Regions from separate parts of the Homo sapiens genome. Here all the other regions are linked to region 1. Evidence: chromatin contacts called from ENCODE Hi-C or POLR2A ChIA-PET data. All regions are on one chromosome and are shown on one strand. Each heading gives the region's core, a stretch centred on a gene start or an enhancer-like site at or near the end of the contact. The rest is flanking DNA. Distances are from core to core; before and after follow the strand shown.

Evidence for each region. Hi-C counts contacts between places; a loop is a spot of excess contacts on that map. ChIA-PET counts read pairs that join two places held with the same protein, here RNA polymerase II (POLR2A). Pooled maps may share reads with other maps.
Region 2: a pooled map shows a loop between it and region 1 (2.4-fold over the local background). The contact joins two enhancer-like sites. A Hi-C loop is called at or near these places in 2 of 50 pooled maps. POLR2A ChIA-PET finds 5 or more read pairs at or near these places in 2 of 52 experiments (GM12878 and OCI-LY7).
Region 3: a map of endothelial cell of umbilical vein shows a loop between it and region 1 (6-fold over the local background). The contact joins two enhancer-like sites. A Hi-C loop is called at or near these places in 4 of 168 maps with a recorded cell type or tissue (CD4-positive, alpha-beta memory T cell, MCF 10A, chondrocyte and 1 more), 1 of 37 single-sample maps with no recorded cell type and 4 of 50 pooled maps. POLR2A ChIA-PET finds 5 or more read pairs at or near these places in 3 of 52 experiments (GM12878, MCF 10A and Panc1).

The regions. Positions count from the first base shown.
Region 1 is chr18:11,003,328-11,007,935 of GRCh38, reverse strand. The region is part of intron 2 of PIEZO2 (piezo type mechanosensitive ion channel component 2); the gene reads left to right. Among named protein-coding and RNA genes, the nearest start is that of PIEZO2, 140 kb to the left of the region's middle. RefSeq lists an enhancer at 1,992-2,481. Within about 2 kb of position 2,240, at least 7 of the 41 ENCODE cell types and tissues checked have a DNase peak (open chromatin) inside an H3K27ac peak, as active enhancers do; they include GM12878 and endothelial cell of umbilical vein, where a contact is called at or near this core.
Region 2 is chr18:10,876,867-10,881,474 of GRCh38, reverse strand. All of the region lies in intron 4 of PIEZO2 (piezo type mechanosensitive ion channel component 2), which reads left to right. Among named protein-coding and RNA genes, the nearest start is that of MIR6788, 120 kb to the right of the region's middle. RefSeq lists an enhancer at 2,544-2,773. Within about 2 kb of position 2,579, at least 3 of the 41 ENCODE cell types and tissues checked have a DNase peak (open chromatin) inside an H3K27ac peak, as active enhancers do; they include GM12878, where a contact is called at or near this core.
Region 3 is chr18:10,925,203-10,929,810 of GRCh38, reverse strand. The region is part of intron 3 of PIEZO2 (piezo type mechanosensitive ion channel component 2); the gene reads left to right. Among named protein-coding and RNA genes, the nearest start is that of MIR6788, 170 kb to the right of the region's middle. RefSeq lists enhancers at 444-533, 544-653. Within about 2 kb of position 2,315, at least 8 of the 41 ENCODE cell types and tissues checked have a DNase peak (open chromatin) inside an H3K27ac peak, as active enhancers do; they include GM12878 and endothelial cell of umbilical vein, where a contact is called at or near this core.

The DNA of each region.
Region 1 (4,608 bases), core at 991-3,490:
ATTTCTGTGCTCTTCTTTTCTTCCTGTAGATCAGGGTTACTATTTAGTGTGGTTTTCCTTCCTGAAGAACTTTTAGCATTCCTTTTGGCTGTAAATCCTTCTGGATTTTGTTTGTCTGAAAGTATATTTACATTTGCCTTCATTTTCAAAGGATAGTTTTGCTAGATACAGAAGTTTTGGTTGAAATTTTTTGCCACCCCCCTCAGTTCAGCATTCTTACCTGTCGTTCCAACATCTTCTGGTTTCCATTGTTTTCGATGATTTTAGTCATCAATTCTTTTCATTGTCCTCCCTTACTTAATGTATTCTTTTTCTCTGGCTTCTTTAAAAATTTTCTCTCCATCTTAAGACTTTCAGTAATTTGACTATACTGCATCTACGAGTGATTTTTTTCTTTGTGCTTATGATACTTAGGGCTTATTGACATCCTTAAATCTCTGGAAGAGCTGAGGACTGAGTGAAAGGCATATGAGGAACTTTCTGGGTAATGTAAATGTTCCAGATCCTGATTCTCGTGGTGGAACCCTATATGCATACATTTGCTAAAACTCATTGAATTGTACACTGAAGATCTATGCATTTTGATTTCTTTAACCTATATTTTATGCTAGAAAAGAGACTTAAAGCATTTACGTTAACAAATGTTACTTTATGAAAGCTATATTTATTAACTTTCCTTAAGTGAGTCTGTTATGACTAAATCTGGGAATTCAATTCATCATTGTTTTTGAGAATACTTTTTAAATCTCAGCACACATTTTCATCTTCTAAATGATAGAAGCCCTGGTACAAAAATACAGTTAGATAGAAGGAATAAAATCTAGTGTTTGATAGCAAAATAAGGAGACTATAGTTAACAATAATTTATTGTATACCTCAAAATAAATAGAGGAGTAGTTTTGAAATGTTCCCAATTCAAAGAATTAATAAATGTTTGATGTGATAGATATCCCAGTTACCCTGATTTGATCATTACACATTGTATGCTGGCTTCAAAATATCACGTGCTTGATAAAAATGTCAAACTATTATGTACCCATGATAATTAAAAATAAAAAATATATAGGTAATATAATGAAAAGGATACTTTAAGATCATTTTTTAGACTACTAGGGAATAATTTTTTTACTAAGAACATACTTCATAGTCAAATAATAGATAAGACAGAAAGGGATGCACCTGAAGATTCATATACCAAAGAAGGAAGGAAGAGGAAGAGCATGAGGGAGGGAGGCAGGGGAGGAGGAAAGAAAGGAAAGAATGGACTGAATAGACTTGAAGATGATGGGAAGGAGGGATTTGTAGCCTTGGGCTGGCTGCTGTGTTTCATAGCAGATGCGGGAGGGTAAATGGAAAGCTAATAGACCAATACGAGGTAAAGTTTGGATCTCCATAAATTTAACTCTGAGGAGGCAAAGAGTGCTTGTTCCCTTCTTTGCCATATACTAATGTTCTGCTTCCTTCAGCCTTTTGCCCCCATGAAAGCTAAAGATTTTACATTGTGTTCCCTAAGATCTTAAGCCACAAGGCTGTGCTGATTAACATATGACTTATGAGCTTCACCTGATATATTTCATTCATTCGTTCAGTTATTCAATCAATATTTATTGTATGCTGCCTGCCAAGCCCTTTTCTTTGCATTGGGAATTCAGTGGTAACAAAGCAAGACAAACAGAATCCTTGCACCTGTGAAACTTACATTTGAGAAAGTAAGCAATTAAAAAAAGATAATTACAAGTAGTGAAGTGGTGAAGTGTACAAAACAGGGTACTGTGATAAAAAGCAGTTGGGGAGATGGTTCGCATTTTAGCTTGGATGACCGGGGGTCTTCCTGAGAGGTCCAAATCTGTTCCAAGACCTGAGCCAAGGGAAAGAGACAGGCATGTAAGATCCAACGAGAGAAATGGAATTGTCTTCTTGCCAGTTTATAGATAAATGAAAAAATATCATTATAGCAATGAAGACAAATTCATAAGAAGGTTTGTTTCCTAAAATGTGATGGAACGAGAAGTGGAGGATAATCTCAGCCTTTTACTGGAGACTCCCTTTGTAGATGAGTCACTGCTCTTTGCGTGTACATACAAACAACACACAGAAGGCCATGCAGGCTGACAGCTGCCTGGCCTGGCTTCCAGGGCATGAAAGCACAGTTCAGGGTTAAGGAGAATAAACACAGCAGGTCACAAGGCAGTTAGTCATAGTAACCTGGTGTGTGTTCTTTGTGGGAAAAACAAGAAGATAACAGCACAAAAAGTCCCTCCTCCCGGCCAGCTAAGCTGGGCCTCTCACGCCACTGGGAATGCATGAGTGAAGGAGCTTGAGGAAGATGGGAAGCAGGCTGAAGCACATTAGCAGTCGCTAATCTACACCTGTCTGTTATGAGCACCCTCTCAGGTGTGTAATGACGCCCCCAGCATCCCTGATACCGCTCCTTGATCAAGGCTCTGAACCTCAATCTGCGTGAACTAGAGGCAGTAAGTCCTTTCTGTAACTGTTCATGCCTGATACTCAATACATGTTAAGCTAAACTACATTTCTTCCAAAGATATGTGAAAGGAAAAAAATAAAAGACAAACGCAAAGTTATATTGGGCACAAGAGAATGAAGTGTAGCATGGTGGGAACTTTGTATCAGGGTCAAATTTATTATTTTCCTAAAGGAATTGCAGGATAACTCTGTACAGGAGACATCTCTAGGTAATTGCTGGAAGAATGCTCCACAGGGAAGAAGCCTGATGTGAAGGGGAATGGACTCAATAGCCTAATTGTTTTTCCCCCATTCATTACCATTTGTAGGTCCCTTGGGACAGAATTTGGCACACTGGCTGAATAAAATAACAAGAAGTCTGAGGACTTCTTGTTGGCTTGAAGTGGAATGTTCTTGCCAACATATATTGAAATCATCACATAGGGATCACCTTTTTTCATTATTGTGATTTGCATTTATTATGATAGCCTCTCAGTCAATATTTAATGGCACATCTTATGTGCAAAGCCCCATGCTAGACACTCAGGAGTGTCCAGAGGGGCATGGCACTTGTCTCCTGCTCTCAAGAAGCTTACAGTCTGGTCACAGTAGGAAACGCACAAATCAATTATCTGAAACATATGGAAATGACTTCTCTGACAAAACTGCATTTTGTTGAATGTCATGACAATTCACTTTAGGAAATTACACATTTTTGTAGGATGCTTTTTTCCTCCTTTGAACAATAGATTATCAAGAGCACTGAAGTTCTCAGCAAGGAGATCCATTGGCCTCAACATTTCTTCACAAAAGAATCTCCCTTCTGATTTTGACAGCTTCATCAACAAAGCAGCCATTTCTTGTATATTATTGGTTTATTTTGCGTTTTCTCCCTTCCTTATCCGTTCTAAACTAACTCCCTAAGGCAACTGGGTGGAGAGCAACTGTGTGAACATTAAACCATACTTTTCATGTTCTGAATCATCAAACAAATTACTCATACCTTTTCTTCCCACATGGCTACTCCCTGAGATAGATGGGTTGATATGTAGTCCTTTGAAAGAAATATGGGGCGGGGGCTGTGGGGGCAGCAATTCAGTCTGAGAAACGTGTGAAATCCCAGAATCAGAGATGGAGTAGGGCCAAGCCCCCAATCTGGAAATTTGGAAGTTGTGTCTGGTAAATATCTACATTAATTCCTCTCTCTTCTGTTCCTCTCTGAAGTCTGCAGTATTTCCATCCAGGGGGACTCAGGAATGGTACACCTGGACCCCCTCACAGTCCTCAGGGGTGTCACTACTCACACCTCTAACCCATGTGCTTCTCATAGATCCCTGGGAACGAACAGGGCATGGGACAGGAAATTCCTGCAGAAAGAAAATGTCTGCAGTCAGGGAGTTTCTGCAGGCAGGCCCACACTTACTCCCTACCCCTTCTCAGGCCTTTGCAGAAAAACATGGAAACCATCATTTGTTTAGGGTCAGAGTTGTGGAAGGCATAACATGGGTTAGAAAACAAAGTAAAAGCAACAAAAATAGTGACTATTAACTCTCTTCCATTAGTCCTATTTAGCAGGTCCCTGAAAAATGTAGTTGAATATTGTTTTGTTCCAATGTCAATGAGGGGAAAAAATCACTTTGTTTCCAGGTCCACCCCCATGTGGAGTTTGCTTGTTCTCCCCAGGTCTGTGTGGGATTTTTCTAGGTACTCTGGTTTCCTCCCACGTCCCAGAGCTGGACATGTTAGGTAAATTGGTGTGTCCACATGGTCCCAGTCTGTGTGCTAGTATGTGAGTGTGCCCAAGATGGGACGGTGTACTGGCTAGGGCTGGTGCCCGCCTGATGCCCGCCTGGTGCCCTGAACTTCCAGGTTAAGCTCCAGCCCCCTGCAACCCTGAACTAGAATAAGTGGGTAAATTATTATCTGACTTGCTTTTATTAATCTTTCTTAAATGTATGTGTAGTTCACATTTATTTCAGGTGTTTAATATAGAAGTGTTTTGTCCTTATTTAGAAGTTTGGTGATGTTTTTGTGACCAGAAATATGCCTTAGGAATTTAACTCTTCTTTAGATCAACTCGACTATGGTTTAATTGTTTTTGCTATACATCGTTTTGCTTAAAGCCGCAGTTTCCAGGAGCCT
Region 2 (4,608 bases), core at 1,330-3,829, 130 kb after region 1:
CCCGGCATCCTACTCTCACCTCTGTGAATGCCCTCCGCCAAGGCCAGGGAGTTAGGACTCTTTTAACAGACCTGCTGCCTCATAAATAACCAGTATACCCTTTTAGGAGAATAAAGCACTGTGTGTTCCAAATGGAAATTAGCAACTCTCACAGTGAGGTTAGTAGATTCAAATACTCAATCCGTGTGGCACTCACACAAATCCGGCCACCAATGTAAAATACATCATACATACATACATACATACATATCTATATATCTCCTGAAAATCCAGCAACAATTCATACCTTAAGGTAATTAGATATCTGCGTTTAATGACTGTTTTGTGGTTTAAAAAAAGGTACCTAATTTCACAGAAACAAGCTAACTGTTTGTTTTCTCTAATGCGTCATTAACTTTGGAATCCCTTGATTTGAATATTGGAAGTGATTCTCAATAAATGTTACATTTCCTTCCAGAGTTTGTAATCTAAACCTTTCTCTATTTACACCAAATATATTAGTCTTGCCACACACATGACTTGCTATATGAGGTCAGATATTAAATAAACATAGTCTCTCTCTCATATCAAAATTATATATATATATATATATATATATATATATATATATATATATATATATATATATGATATGTGGGAAGCAGTTGAAATGGAAATCAGGGGTCTTACCATTTTATTGAGTTTTTGCTATTTGTCTGCCTTTAAAGTTATTGAAGCCAAGTGACTAAAGACACCTGCATCAGAGTCATATTTAAGTTTAAGACAAACAAAAGTAGACTATCTCTCAGCGTGTGAACTTCAGAAGCCACTAGGGAACCATCTTAACAGTTCCTATTTGTTTAAACAATGCTCATTTGACATTTTAGTCATGTTGTTGTAATTCAGTTGAAGGTGACCTTTCCACCAACTCTGATTTGCCCCCAAAAGTTGTTCTTTGTGAACTTCTGAAGATGACTGTGATGGTCCTCTCACCTGGATGCCTCACAGCAATACTCCAACATTTTTCTTCTTTCCTGGTCTCATCTAAATTTCATTGCTGCCTTATTTTGGGTATTCATGGTAGAAATGAAATTTTGGAGTTGGAAAGATCCTAAGAAGTCACTTTGTAAGGTGAGAAATTGAAACTTAGAAAAATAAAGTAGTCTTCCCATGAGTATCCACCTGTCTTGCTTCTTCTCTGGTCTTTGACAGGAGAATGGCAATTGAATTTGATTAATAAATTTATCAGACCAAATTCAGGCATGGCCATCAGTGCCTCAATTGGTCATTATCCCAGTCAAAGTAATTGGTGTAGTATCTTTCATATTCGTTCTACACAGGAAAATATAAGCAGTCTGACTGTTGCAGCTTTTAAAAACAGTCTGAAGTATTAAAGATACACTTTTGTATCTACCAACCAGCTTTCACCAAGCTTAAGAACTTGAGCATTACCAATACCGTTAATTGTATCCCTCTCCCCTGCGCTGAAATAGGTGTTTGTCATTTTTATAGTAGTTTTTATGCATGAAACCCTAAGCAATCTATATTTTGCATATTTCTCATTTTTTTCACCATTATGATATACACTCATATTCACAGATGTAGACCTGGATCACACATGCACTTGTACTTATTTATTGCTGTGTAGTATTTGATTTGATGGATATGCCATAATTTAATGCCTAGTCTCCTCTTTATGGACAGGTAAGTTATTTAGAAATTTCAGCTTCCTTGAGTTCCTTTCAAGGGGTATAATCACTGTCTGAACAAGTAAGATCAGTATGACTCTAACAAGATTGGAGGCTGGGCACGGTGGCTCACGCCTGTAATCCCAGCACTTTGGGAGGCCGAGGCGGGCAGATCATGAGGTCAGGAGATCGAGACCATCCTGGCTAATATGATGAAACCCCGTCTATACTAAAAATACAAAAAATTAGCCAGGCGTGGTGGCGGGTGCCTGTAGTCCTAGCTACTCAGGAGGCTGAGGCAGCAGAATGGCATGAACCCGGGAGGCGGAGCTTGCAGTGAGCCGAGATCGCACTACTGCACTCCAGCCTGGGCAACAGCGCAAGACTCCGTCTCAAAAAAAAAAAAAAAAAAAAAAGATTGGAAAGGACTCTTTTGCCTGTTCGAGAGAACATGAAGTTTGAGGTAGTTTAGTATGTGCTTCCGTGTAAAACACGTCATTGTCATGCACCTGGAAAACAGTGCAGCTTAGGTCATTTTATGGGAAAATGGACACATTGGTCTCACTGATTTATTAAAATGGGACTTCATCTACACAAAACCTGGTTAGCCTGATTCTGTGCAGAATTGGCTTGAAATAAAATTTAATTTATTGTTAAATGCCCTGTAGTGTATACTTATGATTAGGTTAGAGAACCTTACACACATATTTATGCTATGCACTGTCCCTGGATAATCTAATTTACTCTCTTGACTTTAGCTAACACATGTGAGAAGAAAACTCTTGAACCTACCTCATCAGCCATGACTTTGCTCCCAGGCACAAACTCCATGTGGCTTTCAGTTTAAAGTCTCACCTCTGCACCTGAAAGTCCTAACCACACCTGACACTCATTGTGAAAACACCACCTGCACTACCAGCAGCCACGTCACTGTTTCTCCTGTGGCCTTCATTTCCTTGGGGATCATGTTTGTCCTTTGCTTCAGGTCTTTCTGTAGTTCTGGTTATGTGATTTTTTTTTTTTTTCAAAACATCCAAGCTTTGTATGGTCTGACCTTACCCTGTGTTTCTGACTTTACTTCCTTCATATATAACTTCACAACCAATACTCTGTGCTTAGAGACAGTGTCTGGCACATAGTAAGTGCTTAATAATTTTTTTGAATTAGTGAATTAAAAATTCTGTCAAATTGAGCCATTTAATGTTCATTAGATACACTTCATTTCTTTTGTTTTTGAAATATTTTCTCCAACACATTTATTTAATAACTATGAACATATGTTTTAATGAGTTATAGCTTCCAATTTTGACAATGAAATCTGCATGTGCAAATAACTGAAACTTTATTTGTAAACTCTCTGTGATCTCAATGCCATTACCAGGCAACAGTAATGTTCCCTCCTCTTAGTGTTTGTGTATTATCTTCCCCGAGCTGAATTACAGAGCTCTTTATGGTAGGTGTCTCATCTAATTCTTCAACAGTGCTTTGCACAAACTATCATGATAAAAAGAAAAGAACAAATATTTGAAGAGGCAGCGATATGTCCTGGAGCTAGCATGCATCCAGCCAGCCTTTACTGATGGTTTACACTGCACCATCTACCATGCTGGTCCCCAGGGAAACAGATGAAACAGGCAAGGGCTTCTGTTAGGCAGATTGGTAAATCAGTGAGTGACACAGTGTTAAACATCTACTGATGGAGGATGTGGGAGGGATGGCGGTCCATTCTATTCTGGAATGGGTGTGGAGGGGCAAGGTAGGAAGGGCTTCACAGAGGAGACATGGCAGGTGTGTTTTTAGAGATGAGGAGAACCTGAAGCATACTGGGAGAAGTTGGCCAAGGGAGAAGACTGCACACTTGCTCAGAGGGAAAACACTGGCGCGTTCTGGGTACGTGCATTCAGTATGGCCGGAATTTGAGGTAGAGGGAAATGATGGCAAGAGATAAGGGAAACCAGATCTGGGATGTGGAGGGCCCCTTGTCACGCTTAGGAATGTGGATGTTTCCTGGGGGCCGTGGGGTTGACATGATCAGCTTTATGCTGCTAAAAACTAAACTCTGATATTAATGTGGAGGCCTGGCTGGCAGAGGGGACAACCTGAGATGAAATCATCAGGATGCTGCTACCGTCACCCAGAGGCCAGACCGGGCTGTGGGGATAAAGGGGAGGGCTGGGAAAGGAGACGTTAGAAGTCAGAATCTCCTCCAGTCTTTCAGTGAGAGAATGGAAGCTTCCAGGTTCTGTTTTGGTCACTAGGTTGATGACAGCCGTGTTTTCCAAAATTAGGACTATAGGAGGAAGAGCTAATTTGGAGTAAGAATAACACTGAATGGAAAATCTATGGGATACTGAAGTACAGATATCCAGTAGGAAAATGGATATATGCTAATGTTTCTCAGCGGACGAGTTGGACTGGGCATTACATTATTTGCCCTTAAAACCATTTCTTAAAAATTTAATCTAACACTATTTCATTCTAAAGAGCTAGTGTTCATGAAACAGCTTTTGGGAAATGGTGTGCTAGAAAATGTTCATTGATCTGTGATTCTGATTGAAATGAATGGATAAGTCACCATGTGGATGCTGATTAGGGCCTTGGGGATGGATATCATCCAGGGTGATCTTGTAGAGTGAGAAGAAAAATAAATGAAGAACAGAATTTTGTGGACTCATCAACAATTAAGTAGGACGTAGAGAAGAGTCTGGTGGCTACAATACAAGTCAGAATTTCTTAGTGGGGCTTCCCAGCAACATGAGTTTTCATGGATATTCATAGGTAGGTAGAGAATTAGAAGAGAGTGTAAGAAAACCACGGGAACGGAGATTTGGGAGTAGAAGGGGTTGGTCTTGCTTGTCAAATGCAGCATGGAGGTGGAATGTGATGAGAATTGGAATGGGTCACTTGGGCCTTGCAGTTGGGAGAGCAGGGGCAGCCCCTG
Region 3 (4,608 bases), core at 1,066-3,565, 78 kb after region 1:
CATAAAGGAGGATCAGGAAATAATAACATATCTCCCACCACTCCTACTTTTATAAACCCAAGATCTCCCTCAGGTCAAGCATACACATTCTAACATTCCGTCCATCTGCTCTATTGTATCAAACTCCATTAAACACTGTAAAAGACTAAGTTATGGGAGAGGATAGCGGGATCTGTCCTGAGACCCGAGAGGTTGGTAGAGGCATTTTCCTCTCACAGTCTTGCCAATAACTTCTCAGCCCCTCAAAGGCTGTGGATGTGATTTTCTACTCCTTTTTTGAAATGGTCTCAACATGCAACTTTTGAAATGCAAAATTTTTGTTTACAGCAAGCAACTGGCAAAAGCATTTTGTTCAAACATTCCAATCTTACTTAAAGATATGGGAAAACATGTCTGAATCTGATCAAAATAATTCGGAGTTTCTTTGCGCTGGTCTGGAATTCATAGCATTATGAATTGCCTCAGTCACAACAGCATATGTGGGGTACCCATGCATGCAGCAGCATAACACCTTCATATGATGCGTGCACGTTTGCAGCTCGCTCACACTTTTAATTTCTTTTCTTGAGTTCTCCATTTCAGAAGGGCAGTGAGTTGAGGTGCTCCAGCTCATCACATAAACAAGAGTGTTTTCTATGGCTCTAATTCATATTGCAGCTGTGGTTAATGCTGTGAGTGTTTACATAAAGACTGATGCATGGATACCTTTACAACAGCAGCTGGGAGACCACAGTCAGCCAAAACCTCAGCAAAGTACCGTAAATCATTTTGAGTCAGCAGTGAGACAAACCAAAAAATCTTTTTTTCTCTCTCCTGTTAATGCATTTGAATTAAACCATTAAACAGGGATGAAGGTGAAGTGTTGTAAAAGTTTTGCACAAGTAGGACAGGGGAATGTTTGACTTTGGACACCGTGAGTAGACGTGCATTACTCTGCACCTTTCATCCCAAATGCTTTATAGGCTAGTTCCAAATGTTCCTCTTCTTTGAATTACTGCCTGGGAAGAGATGTCTTGGCCGGTAAAATAGGGGAGAAATGGATGCTCCAAGGAAGATGGCCACAAATCTCTCTAGGTCACTAATAAATAGGGGGAACTTTTGGCTATTATAATGTTAGATCCAGAAAAATCTGAATTTAATGCGTACTTGTGGAACAGGATGTGATGGCATGAAGGCCTGGGATCTGAATGGCTAAATCATTTGTTCCACATTTATAACATTTATTCATTTACAACAAAACTTTTGTGTTTATTTTATTTATAATATTTATGTGCCAGGCACTGTTTAAGAACTGGACTTTAAAAAAGGATGAAACTCTGGCTCCCTCCCCTCAAAAGGGAAGTGCAGAGTGCTTGGTGGAACAGGGAAATCACAGCACAAAAATAAAACAAATCAAGCGTGCCTGTCAGTGAGAGTCCTAAGCTGGCAAATGAGAGCAGTGAGTATCCAACAGCCCCTCTTTGCTTGGAGCGGCCATGCCTCTGTTTTGACTTTGGTAAGACTTCTGTCTGTTTGACAGGCTTGATGAAACGTTTTCTTAGATGACAGTGTACTCTGGAATCAGAGTCCATGGAGCTTCCTTTGATTTGAAGCCTTCAGGTTTTCCCTCATAGCTCCCCCGCTTTCCCTTACTGTAATATGGAAACTGATACTTATTCAAAGCCAGACTTCATTCTTTCTTTCCTAATGGCGTGTATGAGCCTTCACGTATTGCTTTCTTGTGAGATCACAGCTGCAAGGCTGCCCTATGAGTGGGGCGTCACCACACCAGTGTATGGTATTGTTATTAAGGAAGGGTATGCTTGTGAAATTTTGAATCTTCCTTAGTCTAAATACATTAATCCACGTCTAAGTTCTTTGGGTTTGGTCTCCTGCCCTCTTTCTACACATTTTATTCCCCTAAAAATGCAGTTTTTATATCTCCAATTTGACCTAAAGCAAATAGAGTATAAAATAAAATAAAGCGAGCCTGCTATAGTTATCAACCCCAGAAAAGCTTACGAGTTGTAGACAGCACTAGTCTGGCTTGCTTTGAGCTGGACTACTGAAAAACCACAGAGAGAGGAAAATTCTGTAGTTTGTCTAAGAACGCTTTACCTTTCATTTTAGGTACGATTAAATACCTCAAATTTGAAAACACTATATATATATAGACTTTTTAAAAGTCTGATATTTGCTGCATTCTTTAAATGTGTATTGATTGCTTTTCAACTGGTTCAAATTTAAAACTAAGGGATTCTGCGCTGTGCCAAGAGATTAGTCAGACATTCTTTTGTGTAAATGTAATGTTCACAATATTTATCAGTAAAAAGCATGAATCTGAAGAAAAGGCTTGGCTGTCACAGAACTGTTACATCAGCTCCTCTCCGATGGCCTGGGGGAGCCAAGGCGTCCCCCACCCACGGCCTGCGCTGCAACCTGTCTCCTTTAAACAGACCTGGAAACTGCATCCTGCTAAGTATCCCATCTAACCCATTTCAAATTTCTGTGCGTAAATCAGAGTCCTCCTCGGAGGCTTTGCTGAGCCAAGAACTTGAGCTTCCAAAGGGGTCACCTTTAAAAAATAATAATAATAAAATAAAATAGGAAAAAGAAAAGCAAAACCCTGACCTCTGAGAGATCTGAAAGACGAATCAGATAACATGGAAAAGTGGCTGCCAGTCTCCGGAGAGAACAGAGGATGCGAAGCAAAGAAATCCAGGAAGTGTGCAGCTCGCCCCCTCCTCCCGCGTGTGACCCAGGTCAGAAACGCAAGGCTCCTCCTTGGTCCTTGTGGCCACTAAGTGAAACAAAGTAATGAGTAAGACATTTGTATTCTTTCTTTCACAAAAGGAGATAGGAAGAGCTTGTGCGGCAGGAAGTGTCTGTTTCACCGTTAGACTGCATAGTTACTTGGACATATATGATAAAACCTCAGGAAATGGACTAATTCAAAAGGGTGTTCAGTTTAATTGTGTTTCCTACTCAGTGACAGCATTTTAAGTCCTTGCTGTTGAGAATCTTTCTATTACGCCTTTAATCTTGCTCCAGCAAGAACATCTCAGAGTCGTGGTGGCTGCCACCCTTGGCAGGCTGATCCTACCAAGAGGACGGGGTATTTTGCCAAGTGTGCAGAAAATGGCCCGGACATGATATTTTTCATCAGCTCTTGCTTTCAGTTTTTTTCGTTTTCAATTATTCCTTTTCCTAAAAGCTGAGTACTAAAAGGAAAAAATGCTCAATTAGCATAAAATGGAAGTCTGATTGTTGAGGGGGCTACCTAGGTGGAGTCACTGTGAACTGCTTTTTTCTGTAGTTGATTTATTGGGCCCAGATTTTCATAGGCTCCTATTTTAAGCCTGTTTCATCTGCCTGATTGAACTGAGCCCGTCCAGCTGCTAAGATAGTCACCAAAAATATGTTCCACCCACTAGTGCACTGCAAATTTGTAATAACCAGATAATGGAGAAAAGATCTGGATTGTAGTATTTACTGATATTCATGGCTTAAATACTCCTACCATGGGCGATGCCAAGCTGTGAACGTGACGCCGCTGAATGTGGAGTTGGGTAGAGATCCCGAGCAGCTGCCACCGCCTCCAGCACACCCGGTCTCCCCCGGCAGTGGTCAGCCAGGAATGCCCCTGAGGGCCAAGCCCTGAAGATCTGTGACCTCCTGCACCCTGACTCAAGTCTACTCGTGTAGGCACTAGTTTTCTGTAGCTTTCTCACCATCCAGTGCTCTCCCCTGGAATGCAAACTGAACCAGAGAAGGAAGCCTGGGGAGCTTCTGCCTAAGATCTTAAATGAAGAATTAATATTTCTCTAACAGCAGCCAGTTGGAGGGAGTGTAGCTAACTTAGAATGAGTGAAAGAACAACCATAAAATCAAACCTCAGATTACAGTTCATCCGTCACTTTTGGAAACAAAAAACAAAAAACACTGCTTACATTAAAAAACTTTTGGCCAGGCGCGGTGACTCATGCCTGTAATCCCAGCACTTTGGGAGGCTGAGGCGGGCAGATCACGAGGTCAGGAGATCGAGACCATCCTGGCTAACCCAGTGAAAACCAGTCTCTACTAAAAATACCGAAGATTAGGGCGGGCGCCTGTAGTCCCAGCTCCTTGGGAAGCTGAGGCAGGAGAATGGCGTGAACACGGGAGGCAGAGCTTACAGTGAGCTGAGATTGAGCCACTGCACTCCAGTCTGGGGGACAGAGGGAGACTACGTCTCAGAAAAAAAAAATTTTTTTTCACTTTTTGTATAAACCCTTGCATTTTGACATTTATCTCCTCCCTCTTTATTTTCTTCATGGAATGTGTGTGCATGCAGCCTGATTATTTTTATCACCTGTCCCTCAGTATGCCACAAGATCCGTGTTTACTGCCGTATCCTACTGTCCATTATATTTGAGGGATCAATCAACATTTATGGAATAAATTGAGTGAGTGTCTTGCTTTTACCTGTCTCATGGATGTTATTAAATTAGCGGGTCTGTTTTATTTCCAACATTTTAACCCAAAGGTAATACCTGACATTTAAGAGCAAAGCTAATTTAAATAATGACAGAACTAATCATGTAGAAATATGCAATGTTCTCAGGAATATGGTACTTGAAATCAAAATCT